Linked DNA regions of Homo sapiens: region 2 is linked to region 1. A link is a loop called in an ENCODE intact Hi-C map of the cell type or tissue named here. Cell type or tissue: Panc1. All regions are shown on one strand.

Region 1 (8,000 bases):
ATGTTGTCTGTGGTCTTTAAAGAACACTAACACCAGATAGAAATGTCAACTCTGTTCAGATTTTTTCCTATGTTCGAAGAACTGATGTTGCTGATTCCTAATTTTGTCAAATTATGTGTCTGAACTGTCTTCCTTTCTTGAAAGGTAGATATTACCAAACGTATACCAGATAAGTAATCAGAAGTAGTTAATATTGTGTCAAGTTACAGCACAGTTTTCAACAAAGTAACCACAAAGGTCAGTGCTAAGGCAAATATTTAGTAAACGATGTTTTAGCTATCTAAAGTAAAAAGGCATGATCTTAGGAAAGTGATTGCAAATTAAAAGAGAGAAAATTAAAAAACTGAAGTTTGGAAAACAAGTAATTGCAACAGTTTCAAGAGTTTAATCTGACCTGATTTTTTCTTCTGTAGAAGACAATGAACTAAAAGGACACAATTGTTCTCGATCTCTGTTTTGAGTGCTTTAAAAAATTAATATATGGAAGAGTTCAAAATGGGCAAAATAAAAACTTATTTGGAGAGCATACGCATAGTTTTTTTATAAAGCAAGAACGATGACCAGAAAACAGATGTAAATGGTTTAGAATTTCTATTTAAGCATAAACCATGTGCAAAATTACTCTTCCGAATTTAACACATCATGTGTTAGCCATTAGCTGATTCCATCTTGGACCCTACTGAAGCAATTCTTTAAGGAAAATAACAGGCTTAGCACTAGAAAACAACATATGAAGGAAAATAGGGAATAAATACTTTATAGATACATCTCTCTAGTTCTAGATTTAGAGAATGCCAGTGTTACTCCAGCAGGCAACCAAGAAGATGGATCAAGGAATGGGCTTCTGACAGACATCCTGAAGAAACTGAACACTGTCAGCTGTGGAGTGAGTAGTACAAATCAGAAAATGAAAGATCCATTGATTTCCTTCTAATCAGAATTTTTGCCTATGTTCTTTATCCACATTCTATTGATGTGTTTTTATACATGTATTCAATTATGTATTTGCCCTTTGTGTAAATTCCTTCCATAACTTCTCTGAAGACTGTAGCACATGATCTAGAAATGACTTTAGCTAGGACAAGACCAAGAAAGTAAATAAGAAACAGATGATCTGTAGCCTCACATTGTTATTTTAGCTCTGTCCTTAAGAAAAAGGAGCAGGGCCAGGGGAACCCAGCCACCTCCAAATCTCTCTAGACACTCATCTTCATGCTTTTCTACCCGGTAGAAATTTATTTCTTCTGGCGTGTTGCCATTGTCTCTATACTCAAAGCTCTGATTTACAAAATCAAAAAACAGTCACACTCTGTATGTGTAAGAGTAATCTTTAGGCAAGTATTAGCAATGTATCTTTAAAATACACTTTTCCCCGCAGTTTGTGAAATGAATGCCTGGTGTTCTGTGAGTGTCCTTTCTGTCATTTTAATTTTTTATTTTGAAACTCCATAGGTAAATGGTCATACCACATGTGTACTCCTCATAAAAAGGAATCTCACTATCACTTTTATCTTTAAAAAAATTAATTTGCTTTCTTGACAAAAGCCAAAACCTCTTTTAACAAGGGTGCTTATTTTCCTAAGTTTAGTACAATTTATTTGATTGAGAGTGACACCAAATGGTAAGAAAAATGAAATGCCTCATTCCTCTTACATAATCTCTTAACAGTAGACCACCCAACTTCCCCATAAAATGTAATTTAAATGAAGCCAAGATTCTAATGCCATGCTTTAGATTCAGAGTGGCCCCAAAGGGGCCTTTGGATTTTGTAGTTGCCATTACCTGGAATGCCTTTCCCTCTAATCTGTATATCCCACTTCCCTCTACAAAGCCTTCATTGATCAGTCCAAATGATCATGTCCTTGATTCCCTATACACAGTTTATAAGCTTCTTGAAAGTAGAGACTGTATTATATATCCCCCCACATTTTCCATTGCTGCATTTAGAAACTCGGGTCCTCAGTCAAAACTTGGGAGTTGACCAGGAATCTGACACCATGGGGTTTTCCAAGCTCCACCAGGATAATCCCATTCTAAGGACAGCTCCTGTCTTCTTAAAACATCTAAAGGATTATACTGTTTTTCCCTTGGTCATCTGTCCTAAGGCTTCTCAGCCCCGCAACCCCCATCCCATCCATCTTGGTTCTAATTTCTCTCCACTCCAAGTTGCTGGTGCTCCATTCCCATCGCTTTGACCTCAGTGAAGACAGAACAGCTGGTGGACATTTAATCTCTAACAACTTTTTACAACCTTGTATAAGAGGTAGGTAAGCAAAAATTTTACAATTCTCTATTATAGTCATGTTTTTAGCTCCTACTGTGTACCAGGCACCATAACAATTTAAAAAATCAATGTTTTAAGGTCTTGTATGTATAAAATACTATGGGAAAGCATAATATACACATTTGATTATGCTTTGCTAATGTGATTCATCTTCATACATGTGGAACCCTATTCATCTGGATTTTTCTGAGACAGCTTCAATTCCAAAAACTCGGTGTTCTGAGAATGCCAATGTTTCTGCATCCAAATTGCATTTTTAAGAATGTCTCTCTCAACTAGAAGTAGTACGAAATTGTTAGAAAGGCATTCCAGTTTTTTAGCTTTCAAAATATGTCCATTCTAATATATGTGGTACCGGAGGCTCTCTGCTTTGGGCACCAGCTGATTTGTATATTATTTAGTGAAATAGAGATTCTTCCCAATGTCTTTTGAGAACAAAATGGGATCTTAAGCACTTTCATTGAGGTCTTAAATGTAAATGTATGGATGTCACAACTGGGCAACATTTTAATGCCTCCTTACCATTTGTTGATTTAGAAATAAATCCTGATGGGAGGCAGCATAACATAAAGGAGACAGCCAAAGCCAGCTTTTCCCTGTATTGTGAGTTGCAGTTTCCTCATCTGGAAATGGGGTTTATGTTGCCTACCTCCTTGATTGGAGGAATGAGAGTATGCTCACTAAGTACAATGCTGACACAAGTACCTAATTGTTAACCTTCCCTCCTTCCTTTCTTTCCCTGGTTTCCTTTCATCTCCCCATACAGGGGAGCATTGTCTGAGAATATTCTTACATATTTCTTCCTTAACCTGTTTTAGTACATAAGGGCTTTTAAACCATTGAGTGGAAAATTGCTGTTATTTGACATACTGTGAGCCTAACATTGTAGTAATGCTAATTTTCTGCAAATTATGATCTCTCTGTCCATTAGATGGCAGGAGTTCCTTTGGCCATGTTCGGTGAGGAAGCTGCCCAAACACGTTTGGACTTGTGTATCAGTAAGGCTACTAAAAGAGAAAACAAGGTATACAAAATAAACTGGCTCTTATATAAGTAAAACAATTTTACCAGACAAAGGGAGAACTAGTAATAACCTATTACCCCCCTCATCTTTTCTAGTCACGAATTTCTTGTATTTTCTATTCCTTCTCTTCTGGGCTTTTGCATTTCCTGTTTCCTCTGCCTGGAGCACTTCTCCACCAAACCCCAGCTTCCTTCACCTAGCTAACTCCTCTTCATCCTTCAGGTCTCAGTTCAGCATCACTGCCATTAGGAAGGCTTATTTTACCTCTCCTTCTGAGTTCAGGATACCATATCCTTCCTCCACCCCATCCTGCTCATTGTATAGTACCCTGCTCATCATATAGTAGTACCCTGCTCAAATGTTGCCTCCTCACACAGGCATCCCAGTTTACTCTTACTTAGTGTCTCTTTTTCTGACATGTAGAATAGTGCTTGGGACAAGTAGACATTCAACCCTATGGTAAAAAACGCCTTTGCTCCCCCAAACTTTGTAGCTTCCAATCATTCCTATTGTGGCACTTATAGCACTACATTATCAGTCCTCTATTCTATAACACCACTAGATTGTGAGTGCCAGGACAACAACAATCAGGTCTATTTCATGCACCATTGCATCTCCAGTGCCTGGCACAGAATCAGGCCTCAATCATTATTTGTTGAAAAATGAGCACACATATAGTATACACATATGCACACAGTATAACTACAGTGAAGCAAAATTTTTTTGTTTGTTTTTTGAGGAGGCCAGTGAAGCAGAAGAGGAGAAATGGTAGCAGTGACCTATAGCAGGCTTCCTTTGCAATGACAGCATCCATATTCAGAATCAACCAGGTGGGCTTTTGATAGCAGTTACACTAAGTAGCTTTTTGTTTTTGTTTTCGTTTCGAGACGAGTCTCACTCTTTCACCCTGGCTGGAGTGCAATGGCGCACCATCTCTGCTCACTGCAACCTCTGCCTCCCAGGTTCAAGCGATTTTCCTGCCTCAACCTCCTAAGTAGCTGGGATTACAGGTGCCCAACACCATGCCCAGCTAATTTTTGTATTTTTAGTAGAGACAGGGTTTCGCCATGTTGGCCAGGCTGGTCTCGAACTTCTGACCTCAGGTGATCCACCTGCCTCGGCCTTCCAAAGTGCTGGGATTACAGGCATGAGCCACTGCATCTGGCCCACTAAGTGGGTTTTATGTTGACCTGAATTTTCAATGAATGAATTTAGAATTAATGTCAAACTTTGTAGGAAGTTGAACATGGCTTGCAGAGCAAGAATTTGGGAGGCCACAGAAGGTTTGAAGAGATAAAATAGATGTTTTTGAGCAGCCACCTGGTGACCAGATATAGTGATATAAAAATATGCAACAGAATAACCTATATGAATTTAGATAGTCAGCTGTAAGAAATGGGCTGAAATATAACAGTTAGAAAAATACTCAGATTTAAACACAAGAATACTTCACAAGATATGCTCTGGGTCTTCTTGTTTGCTTGCTTGTTTGTTTGTTTGTTTGTTTGAGACAGAGTTTCACTCTTATCACCCAGGCTGGAGTGCGATGGCACAATCTTGGCTCACTGCAACCTCCGCCTCCCAGGTTCAAGCGATTCTCCTGCCTCAGCCTCCCAAGTGGCTGAGATTACGGCATGCACCACCACACCCGGCTAATTTTTGCTCTGGGTCTTAGGTAGCAAATGATGTTCATATATGAGGCCTCCTCTGTGAAGGGCCCAGGAAAAAAGTAGAACATGGCTCCAGCCAGAGTCTCTCAGAGTCAAGAAGGGCCTAGGGTCACTTCCATTTTTTGGATCCCAAAATTTTTTTTCTGTTTAAGACTGTAACATGGAAAAAATGTTTGTATGTTAAGCACAAAAGGGACATAAAATTGTATAGACAGTAGAATAACGACTATGTAAACACACCAAAAATCTATGCACAGAAATGTGTAGGGGAACATTTAACACCAAAAGATTAACAGTGGTAGCATTTGGGTGGCAAACTGATTATTTCTAAAATTTCCAAATTTTCCTTAATAAGCAGTAAGTATAATTGCAACTGGAAATAATTTTTTAAGTACCCCTCTGGCTGAGGAGTGCAGTGTCACTATCAAATACACATCAGTGGTTTTGGCCGTGACTCCTAAGAGGATGGCAAATGCCGCTGCCCCACTCCCCAACCACCCCCAAGAGAGCATGAGCACCTCTGGCTCTGCTGAGAGAATCTTTGCAGCCCCAGCCCTCAGAATCTCTTTTCTTATTCTGCCTTATCCCCCTACCACATCATCTCCACTCACTGCCAGCTATATCTTTTCCCTTTCCTTCTTAACTCAGGAGGCAGGTTTGCAACTGCAGGACCCAAAAATAGAGGCCATGAGGTGGCATGTTTTCAAAGAACATGGTGCCTCAGTTTGGGACACACAGGAACTCAAATACAAATCATTTTCCTGCTGCTGGGTAAGTCATGCTTGGTGGCTGCTCTGGTTGCAGATACGTGAAGTTATATAGCCTTTCCTGTTAACCCACGGTTCCAAGCACTCTCTCTTAACAATTATTTCTATCATGAACTTTCTACCCTGAAAAGCCAAGGGTGGGTACTAACAATTAAGATCATTTGGTTTCTAAAAGTCCATCCTCTCTGGGAAAGCAGAGCTATACAGTGGGTGGCATCCTGCAGATTCTAGTCTACATTTGGGAAAGGTGTACACCTCTTGCACTTTCAGTTTAAGGAACAAGTCAAAAAGTAATTGCTTTAAAAAAAACAAGTGCTAGCAAGTCATAACCTTGCTGTGCCTCAGTTTCTGGATCTGCAAGGAGTGTTGCCTGCATAAATATTTGTTTAGGAACTTAGTAAAATGACATACCACTCTCTCTGCTCTAAGAGGGACATCAGCCAGCTACAGCTCATCTCACTCAGCCTGGGCCTGACCAGAGTCCCTTCCTCTTCCAAGAGAAAGCGAGGAAAAGCAGCAAGCAAGCAGACATACCAGGTAAATGGGAGTGATCTATCGTTGGCAACGAGGCCTCAAACAAACTGAAAATGCTCTGGCTCCAGCACCCTATCCCCAAATGCCACAAGCCAGACACAAAAGCCATGCAAGAGTGACTATCACACACACACACACACACAGGCACAGAGTACCACCAAGCAAAAAGGGGGATAATACTGCAGAGAGGACCCCAAAGTGCGGCTTGAGGAACACAGGGAGTCATCCAAGACCCTCACTTAGCTGCCATGGAAACAGCAAGCACTATAAGCTTTGCTTCATTCGGTCTTCCGAAATGAAAACATTAATAGGGAAGACTCACTAACACTTGTGGCAAACACTATTAGCAAGGATGCAGTCTGTCTCCTGGGCTGTGGGACTCCATCTGCTTCAGCTGAACTCTCAGAAACTACAGATGAGAGCAATACATGCATATGCACACACATGTATGCATATCTGTATGCACACAGATGTATTTAAATGAAGGTGCATACACTGTGCTAAAATACAAACAACAGAAATCAAAGATCATATGCAAAAAGGCTAAATATAACATAACACAGGCCTAGAACCAGCTCTTGGTCGGGAGCTGGGGAAAGGGGTGCTATCATCTAAAGACTATGTATACAATTTGTGGTGGGCAGGGAAGGCATCAGTGTAAACAACTCAGACTCACTTCACAACACTAGCCCACAGCAAAGTGTGATGTATCTCATATACAAAAATAGACTCCCACCTTGCTTTTGTACAAACCAAGCTTGGTAGGCATCTAGGAGGACCGTGAGTTTGTCTTGATGACAGGGCACTGCACCAGGCTGCTGCTAAATCTTCCCACCCTAGGAACTCACCTGCTACCCTCCCCCTTCCTTCCCTTTCAGGCCCTTTTCCCACCCAACATTTACAGCCTGAGGCCTGCCTGACCACCTAGCCTCACACAACTAACTGCAGTGACTAACTGCACAGCTTCCTACAAGCAAGGTCCTTCTGTATTTGTCCCTTTCTCTAACCCAAAATATAAGAAAACATTTCTGTAAATGTTTGGCACCTAAGAAACATGACGGTTGTGGATAATGCCACAAGTACACAGGGAGACCCAGTAACAAGACATGCAGGGTGAGGGCAAGGGGCACTGAGCTGCTCCAGCATTTCAAAGCCAGGACTGTGGCTTCCCATACATTTAGGGGGGTAGGAGAAGGGATGTGCGGAACTGAAGACTTCACCGGCTCCTCAGCAGCATGTACATTCAAATTGAAGATGCTTGAGCCCCACTATACCCAAATTAGGAGTCTGGTCACTCCTCTAGCAGAGCTTGGTGCAGTGACAGCTAGAAAAGTTGAGTTCCAATTGAGTCTGTTGCACCAAGAGTCCTTTTGAAGATGCTCAGCAAAGTAATTCTTTTGAGCAGATGTACAGCACATCCATGGGAAGGCCATGTAAAAGGATGTTCTCCAGCACAGTCAAATGATCCAGTCCCACTATTATCTCAGTCCCCTCTGAGTTTCTTCCTGCTGGCGGCCCTCACTGTACAGAAATAGCCAAGTAGCATCAGGGTCAGTCATCAATGGTGGGCAACCAGAAGGCCATGTTGGTACACCCGCTGGCAAAAGTCACAAACTTGGGGTTGAATTGCAAACAGGTAATTGGGCCTGTGTGTTTACCATCCAACCCAGCTACTTTTATACCACTCTCTTCATTCCAGACATGGATCTTGCCATCCTCTG
Region 2 (8,000 bases), 400 kb after region 1:
TTAATCACGGCATTTACCCTGACCTGGTTAACAGGCACATTCATCAGGTGAATATCCTGGTCATCCCAAAGCTAGTACCACATGGCTTGAATACAAAGCACATCAGCTGCCTCATCAGGGGTGTTCCACTTGACATTTATAGGTGAATTCGGGCAGACCTTCTTCTCAGGATAAACAGACCTTACAGAGGCTTATATCCACTCCACCAGGCTGGCTGTTGCCTCAGGAATAACTTCCTTTTTTTTTTTTTTTTTTTTTTTTTTTTTGAGACGGAGTTTCGCTCTGTCGCCCAGGCTGGAGTGCAGTGGCGCGATCTCGACTCACTGCAAGCTCCGCCTCCCGGGTTCACGCCATTCTCCTGCCTCAGCCTCCCGTGTAGCTGGGACTACAGGCGCGCGCCACCATGCCCGGCTAATTTTTGTATTTTTAGTAGAGACGGGGTTTCACCGTGTTAGCCAGGATGGTCTCGATCTCCTGACCTCGTGATCCGCCCGTCTCGGCCTCCCAAAGTGCTGGGATTACAGGCGTGAGCCACCGCGCCCGGCCAGGAATAACTTCCTATGTGTCTGTGGGTCCTGCATCACCCCAAACATGTCCTTCCACTCTGCATTCTTCCCCTGAATTAGTCACTCTCATAATCCATTTTAGTAAAGCATCCTCAGGAAGCCAATGACACCAGTCTACAAAATGGAACGATTCCTTCACACTCTCCTTCTGGTTTCAATAGTTACTTGGTTTTGCCCTTCCTTCACATTGACTACCTTCTTGGTAACCACAGATCTCAGAGGCACATTCTGTTGTCCCTGTATAATTTTCTCCTTTGTGGGTGACTTTGAGGCTAGTGGCCTGAGCTCAGACAGACCCACATCTGAGGTTGGTCAGCCTCAAGTCCTGACCCAGCACCATCTTTTACTTTCATTTTAGCCATTGCAGATAACAATAACCAATGAATTAAATATCTTAACTCCACTTGTAACTTTTACCTTTAGTAACTGATCTCAACACAGCTGTGGCTTCATACCGTGGGTGACCACGTGGCCACCCAGAAATCAAAGATTTCTCATCCCCACCCTTTTATTGTTTCTCTTCCCAAACCACATGTTTCCATGAGTCAGAGCCATTCCAGCAAATCCTGCTTCACTGACATCAGTTGTGTAGGGAAAACTCTAACTGTGTTTTTCCTCTACTCTCACACCACAACAATCATCAACACAAAAGGAGACTTCTGTGACCATATGTATGGGTTTATTTTCCCCTGGACACCAAGCAGTGGACACCATCTGGGTGTCTTCTAATTCAGTTCCAACACTGTCTACCGGAATAGTGTCAGATCCCACAGGTTGAGACCAAGACTGGCCCCCCACCCACCCACACACACCAGTCTCACGTCCAGGCCTCCAGAACTTCTAACCAACTGGCTTCAAGTTGGGGTTCCTATGTCCCCCTCTTTGAGTTTGATTAATTCGCTGGAGTGGCTCACAGAACTCAGGGAAACACTTACTTGTGTTTACCGGTTTATTATAAAGCATATTGCAAAGGATACAGATGAAGAAACACGTAGGGCAAAGTATGGGTGAAGGGTGTGGAGTTTCCATGCCCTCCCTGGGTGCGCCACCCTCCAGGAACCTCTGTGTGTTCAGCTGTCTGGAATCTCTGTATCATCAATTTCTGCCTCCATTTTCACATGGTCTTCTCCACTTTTGTCTGTGTTTGTCCTCTGAGTGTCTCTTATAAGGACACTTGTCATTGGATTTAGGACCCACTTGGATAACCCAGAATGAGCTAATTTGAAGATTTTTTTTAAATTTATTATTATCATTGAGACAGAGCCTCCCTCTATTACCCAGACTAGAGTGCAGTGGCGTGACCTTGGCACACTGCAACCTCTGCCTCCTGGGCTTAAGCCATCCTCCTACCTCAGGCTCCTGAGTGGCCAAGACTACAAGCACACACCACCATGCCCAGCTAATTCTTGTATTTTTTGTAGAAACTAGGGTTTCACTATATTGCCCAGGCATGTCTCGAACTCCTGACCTCATGATCCACCTGCCTCAGCCTCCCAAAGTGCTGGGATTACAGGCATGAGCCACCACTTAGGCTGGGTGAGGTGGTTCATGCCTGTAATCCCAACACTTTGGGAGGCCAAGGTAGGAGGATCACTTGAGCCCAGGAGTTTGAGACCAGCCTGGGCAACATAGAGAGGCTCCATCTCTACCAAAAACAAAAAAATTTTAAAAATTAGGCCAGGTGTGGTGGTGCATACCTATAGTCCTAGCTACTCAGGAAGCTGAGGCAGGAAGATCACCTGAGCCCAGGAGCTGATCCTATGCACTATAGAATGTGCAGCTATGCACTATATATATGCAGCTATATATATGCAGCTATGCACTATAGCCTGGTGATAGGGTAAGACCTTGGAGGGGAGGGGAGGGGAGGGGAGAAGGAGAGGGAGGGGAGAAGGAGAGGGAGGGGAGAAGGAGAGGGAGGGGAGAAGGAGAGGGAGGGGGAGGAAGAGAGAGAAAAAGAGAAAGAGAGAAATAGAAAAAAGGAAGGAAGGAGAATAATAAAAATTTGCTGATTCCTTCAATTTTTTTTTCCAGTAAGAAAACTGAGGTCCAACAATATGAATAAAGTAACCCAAGGTCAACAGCTAGCAATGACAAAGCCCAGGCCCTCCATCTTAAAAAAAACTCATGCCTTTCCCCTGCCTTTAGTGATCATAACAATCACCCTGCATGTATGGATTTTACTTTCTAAACCACTATCATAATCATTATCTCATTTCATCTTCATACCAACTCCATGAAGCAGGTGTTATACTCATTTACACAGGAGGAAAGTGAGGCTCAGAGGCCAGGAATTTGAGGCCAGCCTGGCCAACATGGTGAAACACCGTCTCTACTAAAAATACAAAAATTCAGCATCACTTGCTGAAGGTCACATAACCCGTAAGCAGCTAAACTAGGACCACACCCAAGAATCCAGCTTCTGAAGCCTAAATTCTTTCTTATATGCCACATGGCACTATAGCAAAGTACAATGAATCAAGTGAACTTTGTTAAATCATTTTTCTGCCAATAGAAGTCTGTGCTAAAAGGACACCAATCAGTTGCTTACGGTAAACTTGGAAAACCTAACCAGCGGTTGGGCATGGTGGCTTATGCCTGTAATCCTAGCACTTTTGGAGGCTGAGGAGGGTAGATTGCTTGAGATCAGGAGTTCAAGACCAGCCTAGGCAACATGGCAAAACACTACCTCTACAAAAATTATAAAAATTAGCCGGGTGTGGTGGCGCACACCTGTGACCCCAGCTACTGGGGAGGCTAAGATAGGAGGATTGCTGGAGCCCAGGAGGTCAAGGCTACAGTGAGTGTGATTGCACCACAGCACTCCAGCCTGGGCGACAGAGCCAGACCCTGTCTCAACAAAAGAAAGAAAAAGAAAACTTAACAGCAATATTTAATGAATTTAAGTGCTAGTTTTTACATGTAGGTAATTTTTCTGCTATTTCACTTCAGTATTCCAGATCCATCCAGGGCTCAGTGCACGCACAATTCTCATTAATGCTCATGTGAATTGCATACACCAGCTCTCCACAGAAAATACACTCAAAAGCACTCATCATTTAAGAGGCAGAAACTTCCAGGTACATGCTGTCACATGATCAGGAGCCCTGACTGTCTTCCCTACTTCACAGGGGCATCATAAAATATTGTTTGTGGGCCAGGCACGGTGGCTCACGCCTGTAACCCCAGCACTTTGGGAGGCCGAGGCAGGTGGATCACGAGGTCAGGAGATCGAGACCATCTTGGCTAACATGGTGAAACCCCGTCTCTACTAAAAACACAAAAAATTAGCCGGGTGTGGTGGCGGGCGCCTATAGTCCCAGCTACTCGGGAGGCTGAGGCAGGAGAACGGCATGAACCCGGGAGGCAGAGCTTGCAGTGAGCCAAGATTGCACCACTGCACTCCAGCCTGGGCGACAGAGCGAGACTCCGTCACACACACACACACACACACACACACACACACACACATATGTGTGTGTGTGTATACACACATACGTATGTGTGTATATATACACAGTTTGTGAAAGTATTTTGTCTGCTATAATGTACTCTTCAAATATAAAGCAGTAGTATTACTGCTTCCAAAAGGTGATACAGAATAACGCTGCCATTGACAAAGTATGTGTGCATATTCTGCCACCTCGTGGCTAAAAGAAGAAATCATTTTTAATATTTATGCTTCTGGTATTAAGGTAAAATAAGTGAAAGGAACCTTGTTCATATTTTTGGAAACGTCGAACCAAGGCAGAATCTCATTCTGTTGCCCAGGTTGGAGTGCAGTGGTATGATCATAGCTTATTGAAGCCTCAATCTCCTGGGCTCAAGCGGTCCTCCCACCTCAGCCTCCCAGGTAACTGGGACCACAGGTGCCATGCCACCACGCTTGGCTAATTAAAAAATTTTTTTTGTAGAGACAGGGTCTTGCTATGTTAGTCAGGCTGGTCTCAAGTTCCTGGCCTCAAGCAATCCTCCCGCCACGGCCTCTCAAAATGCTGAGATTACAGGCATGAGCCACCACATCTGGCACCCAATTTATCCAATTAATTTCAATATTTACTGAATCTATTAACTTTATATCTTTAATGCAGTAGGAAAACACAGCACCGGAAACATAATTAGATAATTTAAATTTACTTGAACTAAAATTTATGACCTGCCTAACACCACATTTTTTCAAGTCAGGTCTGGTTTTTTTCAAGCATATATTCATTGCACATGAGAGTAGTTATTGGGAGCTACTCTGCTGGGGATACAGCAGAGAAGCCAGCACAAGTTCCTGCTTTCAATGGAGCTTACATTATAGTGGGGAAGATAAACAATAAACAGATAAATACAAAATATGTTAGTTGATGATGAATTTAATGAAGAGAAATGGAGTTGAGCAGGGGGAATCGAGTGTGACTGGCAAGGCCATGTGTGCTCCACTTCAGACAGGGCTGTCAGGGAAGGCCTGGGTGCAGGGAGAGTATTTCAGGCTGGGGAAACAGAAGGGGCAAATTCCTGATGCTGGGAAATATTTGATGTGATTGAAAAACAGCAAGGAAGCAGCAAGGAAGCCAGTGGAGCAGAGTGAGTAGGCGGGTTTTAGGGGACGAGGTCAGAGAGGTGGTGGGGATGCCAGCTTGGTGTAGCCATGGTTAGGACTTCAGACTTGGCATTGGGATTTCTAGGTGAGATGGGAGTCACAGTGTGATTTTAAGTAGTGGAGTGACCTATAATCCTGGGTAACTCTCTCACAAACAAAAGATAATACCAAATAACCTGAGAGACAAGTTTAATAGAATGCCTGGTGAGAAATGGTTACCATAAGAATATAAAATTGTTCAAAATATTTATAAAAACAGCTCTTTTAAGAGAACTCAGGGTTATAGAGAAAGAATGCATGGCATCTTTACACTGAAACAAGTTACATCAGGCTGGACATGGTGGCTCACGCCTATAATCCCAACACTTTGGGAGGCCACGGCGGGAGGTTTGCTTAAGCCCAGGAGTATGAGACCAGCCTGTGCAACATAGTAAGGACTCATCTCTATTAAAAATAAAAAAAATTAGCCGAGTGTGGTGGTACACACCTGTAGTCCCAGCTACTCGAGAGGCTGAGGCAGAAGGATCGCTTGAGCCCAGGAGATGGAGGCAGCAGTGAGCTGTGATCACGCCACTGCACTCCAGCTTGGGCAACACTGTCTCAAAAACAAAACAAACAACCAAGAAAAGAAATGAAAAAAAAAAGAGAGAGAGAGAGAGAGAGAAACAAGTTATATCAGGCAAACCAAAGCTATTTTTACTTAGGATTGTCTCTGAAAAAAAGAAAGCTTTCACAATAGTACATAAATTCTCAAGACACTCTTCAATGAAGAAATAAATACTTCCTGAATGTCCACTATATGCAGGTAACCTGAAAAGGCAGGTTACAAGACAGGGCTCCTGCTTTAAAGTCACCTATAATTCAACTGAGGAGATAAAACATATGCATATAAAATAATATCATAAGGAAACGTACAAATTCTGAAGGAGAGCTGGAGACAAGGCAGTGGCATTTGGCAGGAGGAGCTATGCTAATGCCGGGCTGCAGAAGAATGCAGGGTCAGGCAGGAATGGAGGCAGGGAAAACAGGGCAGGGCTGGGGTCCAGGAACAGTGATCTTGGTCTGGGCCAAAAGCCAAGAAAGACCAGGAGTCAAGAGGCCATACTTGGGATTAGAGACTCAGAGAATTTTAAAGGGGAAGAAAAATTGGAGATGATTGAATCCAGGTTTCCTGTTTCACAAAAGAGGAAAATCAGATCAATCAAGATTTCACTGGTTAGTGACAGAGCTGGTCCTAGAACAAAGACCGCTGAGTTTTTGTTTTGTTTTGTTTTGTTTTGTGTTTTCTGAGATGGAGTTTCCCTCTTGTTTCCCAGGCTGGAGTGCAACGGCGTGGTCTCGGCTCACTGCAACCTCTGTCTCCCAGTTCAAGCAATTCTCTGGTCTCAGCCTCCCGAGTAGCTGGAATTACAGGTGCCTGCCACCACGCCCAGATACTTTTTTGTATTTTTAGTAGAGACTGGGTTTCACCATGTTGGCCAGGCTGGTCTCCAACTCCTGACCTCAGGTGATCCACCCACCTCAGCCTCCCAAAGTGTTGGGATTGCAGGCGTGAGCCACTGCACCTGGCTGATCCTTGGGTTTTTAGTCCATTGCTTTTGCACATCACCACCAGGAAAATGACAGTGGACCTATGGAATTCTCAAAATTGCAAAGCAGGGTTGGAAGTGAGCCTCATGGGACCATGAAGAGAACACAGATCATCATGATGGGCTAGAAGCAGGATGCAGATCTAGGAATTAGGTGGTCAGCAAGATGGAAAGAAGTAGCTAGGCCACAGGAGAGTAACTGACCAGTATCTTGAGGACAAATTAAGTGGGCCCAATGCTTGGCAAGGGTAAGAAATCCTGACCCTGTAAACCTGAGCAAGAGGCACGTAGAGAGCAGACAGAATTCAGACTATTCTGAGATGGGGAGGGGCACAGGAAGAGTCATCCAGTGAGAAATCATGCACAGGGGAGTGGGGTGATGGAAAGGTATCATTCCATCTTTCCTAATAATGATGGTACAATCATTTGTCTTTTATTTGGTGGTGGTGGGGGAGGAGCGTGTAAACTGATATGCTTTGGACTTGGTTTTTAGTCTTTAAAAGTTATACTTTTTTGTCAGATATGACTCCTACATGGATAGTACTGGCTAATAAAAGATGCAACTATTTGGGGATATGAAGATGTGTCACCTTTTTTATGTCAGATAATTGAGGTTTTCTATCACTTTTGTTCTACAAAGAAATTGTTAATGTATGTTTCCCGTCAATCTTCAAGTATTACTAAAATTACTAGATCTTTTCTGAAAGATTTTATGGAAAAAAAAAGATTACTACAGAGAACAGACAGAGAAAGGAATACCCCCTTTTCCTATGGACCAAGAGAGAAGTTGGCCTACCCTGTTATTATCACTGAGGCAGGGGGAAAACATGGTCTTTTTTCTGTTCCAGGATCCAACACAGGATGATAATACATTGCATTTAGAAAGATGTCTATTGACAAACAGAAATTCTTAATTTTGTTTTGTTATTTTGTTTTGTTTTATTTGTTTGTTTGTTTTTTGAGACGGAGTTTCACTCTTGTTGCCCAGGCTGGAGTGCAGTGGCACAATCTTAGCTCACTGCAACCTCCGCCTCCCAGGTTCAAGCGATTCTCCTGCCTCAGCCTCCCAAGTAGCTGAGATTACAGGCATGCGCCACCACGCCCAGCTAATTTTTTTGTATTATTAGTAGAGACAGGGGTTTCACCATGTTGGCCAGGCCAGTCTCGAACTCCTGACCTCAGGTGATCCACCTGCCTCAGCCTATAGGTGTGAGCCACGGTGCCAGGCCTTGTTTTGTTTTTTGAAACAGATTCTCA

The links. Hi-C counts contacts between places; a loop is a spot of excess contacts. Peaks named below come from ENCODE experiments on the same cell type or tissue, not always from the same donor. Only the 100,000 strongest peaks of a DNase experiment are listed, where the experiment ranks them.
Region 2: it touches region 1 in a loop (6-fold over the local background); 16 of 110 quality-filtered maps call a loop at or near these places.

Annotation. Positions count from the first base shown.
Region 1 is chr1:91,526,835-91,534,834 of GRCh38, forward strand. All of the region lies in intron 4 of LOC102723436 (a long non-coding RNA gene), which reads right to left. It also overlaps the pseudogene WDR82P2. Among named protein-coding and RNA genes, the nearest start is that of CDC7, 30 kb to the left of the region's middle. In Panc1, CTCF peaks have their summits at 3,250 (motif pointing right) and 3,453; a DNase peak (open chromatin) is centred at 3,217; H3K27ac peaks cover 829 bases.
Region 2 is chr1:91,923,267-91,931,266 of GRCh38, forward strand. No RefSeq gene overlaps it. Among named protein-coding and RNA genes, the nearest start is that of BRDT, 22 kb to the right of the region's middle. In Panc1, CTCF peaks have their summits at 4,255 (motif pointing left) and 4,456; a DNase peak (open chromatin) is centred at 4,175.